Regions from separate parts of the Homo sapiens genome. Here region 1 is linked to region 2. A link is an interaction called in ENCODE POLR2A ChIA-PET data of the cell type or tissue named here. Cell type or tissue: PC-3. All regions are shown on one strand. Links, peaks and the distances in the headings refer to the core of each region. The heading gives the core; the rest is flanking DNA. Region 1 overlaps HHAT (hedgehog acyltransferase). Region 2 overlaps HHAT (hedgehog acyltransferase).

Region 1 (2,919 bases), core at 283-2,782, 150 kb after region 2:
GAACCCGGGAGGCAGAGATTGCAGTGAGCCAAGATTGTGCCACTGCACTCCAGCCTGGATGACAGAGTGAGATTTTTTTTTTTTTTTAATTATTGAACCTAAGGATAGGTCAATAAAAATCACCCAATCTGAACAAGAGAGAGAAAACTGACTGAAAAAATACAGCCTCAGAGACCCTTGATATAAGAACAAAAGATCTGACATTGGTGTCATTAAATTTTCCAGAAGGAAAGAAGAAAAAATATGAGGTTAAAAATACGTTCAAAGAAATAATGGCAAAAAAAAAAGATCTCCAAATTTGGCAAAAAGCATAAACCTACAAATTCAAGAAGCTGAATAAACCCCAATCAAATTAAATACAGCAATTAAAAGACAGAGCTTGGCAGAATGGATTGCTAGAAAAAAGACCCAACTCTGGACTGTCCACAGGAATTCACTTTAAATATAATGAAATGGGGAGGTGGAAAGTTAAAAGATGAAAAAGGATATGGCATACATACATGAATCAAAAGAAAGTGGGAGTGGCTCTACCAATGGCAGATAAAGTAGACTTCAGAGAAAGAAAATCACCAGGGTCAAAAAGGGTCATTGCAGAATGATAAAAATATCTTCTCACCAATAAGATATAAGAATCCTAAATGTGTGTGTGTATATACACATACACACATACATATATATTTAAAAGCATTGTGGTTTTTCAGGGATTAGAGATGAAGAGGAGGAGGGTGAGTATGGCCATCAAAGAGGCAGCACAGAGTAGCTCTTCAAGGTTCTGTATCTTTGTCATGTTGGTGTTTACATGAATCTACACATGTGATAAAACCACATATAACTATATACATATACACAAGTAAGTGCTTGCAAAACAGGTGAAATCTGATTAAAGTCTGTGGGTTGTACTAATGTCAAGTTCCTGGGTTTGAGTTCACTATGGAAGATTCCCCACTGGGGAGCTAACCATCAGGTTCTCCTGTTAGCAACAACAGACACCAGGAACTGCTGGGGGGTGGCAGGGAGGACTGGTAAGGCCTGAAAAACTAACTACTGGGTACTGTGCTCAGTACCTGGGTGACAAGATCATTCATACCCTCAACCTCAGCGTCACACAATATACCCAGGTAATAAACTTGCACATGTACCCCTGGAATCTAAAATTAAAAGTAAGGGATTAAAAAAAAAAAAAAAAAGATTCCCCACTGGGGAAGCTCGGTAGAGGTACACAAGGCCTCTCTGTACTACTGCTGCAACTTCCTGTAAATGTGTAATTGTTTCAAAATAAGATGATGCTAAAGATAACAAATCGTACTCCAAGTCCCATTATACAAAAAGGGCTAAAACGAGTTTCCATGGTTAACCCAGGATGGGATTTAGAACTCAGCTAGCATGGCCTCTACTTCGCCCCCTAGTGGTAGCACCAAAGGCACCCGGTGAATAACAAGGTGTGGAATCTCAAGGTGATGACTCAACATCTCATTTGCATACCCATAGTACCCTGCACATAGTAAATTATTTAAAGCTTAAAAGAATATTTCTTTTGACTCAACATTTCTAACTATGGGAAGATTAAAGAATTCTTTTTGTGCAAACTGTAGGCAGTAATTCTTTTTGTGCGAACTGTAGGCACCATCGGCGTACTAGGAGTTGCGGTTACTGCAACAATGAGTTGAACTAATTTGTAGCATTACACTGGTTTCTCTTCAGATCGAATAAATCTTTCGCCTTTTACTAAAGATTTCCGTGGAGAGAAACAAATCAGTTATAAGCTAATTTTTTGTAAGCCTTGCCCTGGGGAGGCAGATCATGTTTTATAAAAAAAGACTTAAAGAGGAAAACATTATGGTGCAACTTTAGGCTTAAGTGATTCATTGTCACTGTTTGTTTAAACATTGTGTAACAGAACTTGCAAAGACAGTTAACTCTTGTTTTCCATGTCAAAGGTCTGAATACTTGCATGATAAAAGTCTGTGTAACTTTCCCTGGTGACATCTGACTTGCTAATTAGCAACATTAACATTGGAGACACAGACTGGCTTAGACAATTTGGAGACTCCCCCTTAAGTGATGGCCTTTAAGATCCTAAACTCAGCCACATAGTTGGGAGAATTTCTGGTTGCCTGTCTGCAAAAAAGCCCCAAATCCATCCTTCTCTAGATAACATTCTATTATCTATCTACCTAGTAACAAATTCAATGCAAGGTGGTGATGCAAGCTCCTTAAAGGACTCCATCAATTCCACTGATCAGCTTGGTGTAAACTGGTTTCCACTGCTTGCCTAGTAAGTGTTTAATAAACGTACACATGCCAGATAGAATTTGACCTGAGCTTTGCTTTCATTAAACCTGGGAGCAAAATCATGATGGAATAACAAACCTTCATCCATCTCGAACTTTTCGGCAGCTATTGTCATCCCTGAAAGTAGCATCAGTCAGTTCCCCACACAAAGACACCCCACTTTACATCTTCTCCCACGTGCCCCTGTGATCTCGCTCTTACCTTGCTGCTGCTGCTTAATTTCTTTTTAACAAAGGCTTATCAACTGTCATGTCATGATTTTAAAAGGTAATAACCTTTTTAAGAATGCTGACAGGCACCACTTTTAGGAAATGTACTGAGAGAAGGAAATGTTTTCCCTCCTTCCCACTTCCCCATACCTCCCCCCAAATTTCAGATCCCGCCACTATTCAACCTGCCCTAGGCTGGAATAATCCCGTCCCCCTTTCTCTCTGAGTCTTGTTATGGCACTTATATAAGTCTGAATCATGTTACAGCACTTCCATGTTTGTGTGTAAATTAACTTTAATCCACCTCTAAGGACAGTTCTTAACATTGAAAGTATCCAAATGAGGAGTCCACAAAGAGTGAGTTAGCATTTGAAGGATTCTAATCAGAAATCTACTCCCAGACATGACTACAATTCAA
Region 2 (2,919 bases), core at 199-2,698:
CCATGTGTCTCTCTCTCTCGGCATTACTGGTTGTTATACTTAGGCAGATATGCATATGATCACCTGATGAACACCTCTCTGCTCCTAAAGCATAATAAGCTCCCAGACGGTAGGAATTGCATGTCTTTTTGCTCACTGCTGTGTTCCAAGAACAAGTAGGGTTTCTTGCCCATGGTAGATGCTAAAAATCATCTGATGTACAAATGAATGGGTTCATGCGTTTAGAGTGATTGACTTCACCCATTTGTTTATTTATTTGCTTGACATAACTCAGAGTTTCAAAGTATCTGACTTTTCTCTCAAAGGTGACAATGTCTCCATTTCACAGATGGGGAAACTGAAGCAGTGCTATTAAATATTTGCTAATAAAGTCACATGGCTAGTACACACTAGAGATGGCCTGGGTTTGGCCTATGGCAACTCCACTCATTAGGGCCACCCTGTTGGCGCACCATCCTCTGTCACGTGCTCAAAGGAAATTGCAGTAGAAAGCAAGCCCCACGATTCTGGCCCTCAGGGAGCTTGTGAATCGCCAAACCTTAAGCAAAAGCAGAATCACTCATTTCCCTTATTTATTTATTTTTTTAAAGGTGTTGCCACTCAGTCTGCTAAGATCCCAAAGAATGACAAGATAGCCAGGAAATTTATGATGCTGATAATGGTGATGGCTAACAGCCATTGTATTACTGCTGAGCACTATCCTAAGCACTGTAAGTGTACTATGTTATTTGGTCCTCGAAAACCTCCTGTGAAATAGGTATTACTATTAATCTTCATTTTACAGATAAGGAAAGTGAAGCATGAAGCTGTTAAGCTGGTCACATGGTCAAGAGTAATGCATCCAGCACACAAACCCAGGCAATCAGCCATGGGAGCCTGAGCTGAAAAACCACGAGAGACCACACAGCATGCTGCAAGGGAGCACCTGACGCTTCCAGGGGAGTCTGAGCTGGGTGCTGAGCCAGCCTAGACACATGCACTAAAGGAAAGAAGAGAATGAAGGAGCCTCTTCATTCTTGGAAGGTGGTGATAAGGGTGGGGCTAAAAGTTCCAATCCTCTTATCAAATGGTTGGTTACCCTGGCACCCAGCCCCCATCCTGATGCTATCCAAAAGCCCACCAAGAGTTGTCTCATTAGAACAAAAGATCCTCTGATCACTCAGGAAATTCCGAGGGATTTAAGAACTCTGCATCAGGAACTGGGGTCAAAGATCAAGTATCAGGACAAAATATTATCCTAGTGTCCCCATCTAAGTGTTTTAGGAGCTCTGTGCTGGAAACTGGGAGGCAGAGACCAAATATATATTTCATATTATATCACATCACAGTAGTTTTATGGAATTTCAGTAGTTTAAATTTAAATAGCCATGAGTGATTAATAGCTACTGTATTGGCTGGCACATATCTAGACAACAGAAGCTGCTCTCTAATATTAGAAACAGCAAGGCTGCTTAGCAGAGGCTGTTGAGATTGGAAGAGACCTTAGAGTTTATCTGGTATAATTCTCTCATCTCACAAATAAGAAAACTAAGGCCCAAACAGAAGCGACTCACACAAAACCACTGCAGCAAGAGAGGTACGGCAGTCTAGAGTGTTGGTCTTCTGCATCTGATCCAATGCCTTTTCCATTCCACAGGCTGCTTCTGTTACTGATGCAAAAATAGCTCTAATTTTGTTTAATTCTGGTTTGTGGAACTGACGCAGCTCATAGGCAAAGCTAACTAAAGATCATGCGCTCCCCCTGTTGAGCTAGGTATCTCCAATGTCCATCAGGTAAGTATATTAGTTATCTCAGTGGCAAAAAAAAAAACAGAACCCACTCTGGTTAGTTTATTAAGGAAGGTTAGGCAGTTTGCACAATCTCTGACAGGGCCTGAGAGCCAGGCTCAGAGGTGTTGCAGTCAGGAACTGTTGACAAATTACACCACCACTGCTCCAGTGGGGACTCAACCATGTCTGCCACTGGACTCAGGGAAAGGGGCTCCCCGTCTCCAGTGCTGCGCGTAGGACTCCACCCCAGAACCTCTGCCCCTCCAAGCTCGGTGTCACCACTACCACGCTCACCAGAATGCATTCCAGGTCCCACCTCTTCCCACCTCCCATTTTCTTTGGAATCTAATCTCAGGCACGAGGGATCTGAGACTCTTCCTGCAAGGAAGAAAAAAACATTTATGGCTTCTACCAGATGCAGCAACCGCATAAGGCAGAAAGATCGCGCACGCATTAGGAAAAGAATTCAAAAGAAGGCAGCGACAACACTTAACAAATGGCCTGTCAAGTAAATAACCCATCTGCAGTGGCCTAAGACCATGGATCTCACAGCCCATCTTTCTAAGCAACATCGCTGACTCAGAGCTTTTTACATTTAAAACTATGTCTCTACATTGCAAATATCCTGAGTAAGTCACCAGGGGCTCTTTTTAATTTTTTTTAAAAGATACATTTATTCACAGGAACATCTGTATTGATAAAGCTATATATGGTGGGAACTAAATTATGCATCTCAATTCTCAAGTATTGAGAGTTTCTCTTAGTTTTTTCTTTTTAAATCTGGATTGTCTCATTAATAAATTCAAATATAGCACAGCTAGGAAGACAAATAATTCTAACAAGTTTTTCCTCAAAAGTGGTAACAGCAAGATCAGGGTGAGGAGTGAATCTGAGAAATCTTCTAAAAATGAAATATTAGTGAAATGTGGAACATAATCGTCAAGGCCCTTCCATTCTAACATTCTGTGAACATAAGCAAAGGACTCCAAAGCACCCCAAGTGTTTGCATCTGGAGGATGAGGAATGTTGTCTCGGACATTGACATGACTGTGATGGGGAAAGCCTGGAAGGGGATTTAATTTTTGACAAGAAATGGGAGGACTCACCAACACATTATGTGACAGATTTCACTGGCAGCCCCAGAGAATG

Evidence for each region. Peaks named below come from ENCODE experiments on the same cell type or tissue, not always from the same donor. Only the 100,000 strongest peaks of a DNase experiment are listed, where the experiment ranks them.
Region 1: POLR2A ChIA-PET joins it to region 2 with 24 read pairs; 3 of 35 experiments call an interaction of 5 or more read pairs at or near these places.

Annotation. Positions count from the first base shown.
Region 1 is chr1:210,373,032-210,375,950 of GRCh38, reverse strand. All of the region lies in intron 3 of HHAT (hedgehog acyltransferase), which reads right to left. It also overlaps the pseudogene RNU5A-8P. Among named protein-coding and RNA genes, the nearest start is that of HHAT, 46 kb to the right of the region's middle. RefSeq lists a silencer at 1,314-1,403 and enhancers at 1,079-1,990, 1,991-2,903. In PC-3, for the core only: a CTCF peak has its summit at 1,398 (motif pointing left); DNase peaks (open chromatin) are centred at 1,430 and 1,840; H3K27ac peaks cover 1,427 bases.
Region 2 is chr1:210,525,259-210,528,177 of GRCh38, reverse strand. The region is part of intron 9 of HHAT (hedgehog acyltransferase); the gene reads right to left. Among named protein-coding and RNA genes, the nearest start is that of HHAT, 200 kb to the right of the region's middle. In PC-3, for the core only: no CTCF peak of the experiment used is centred there; no DNase peak of the experiment used is centred there.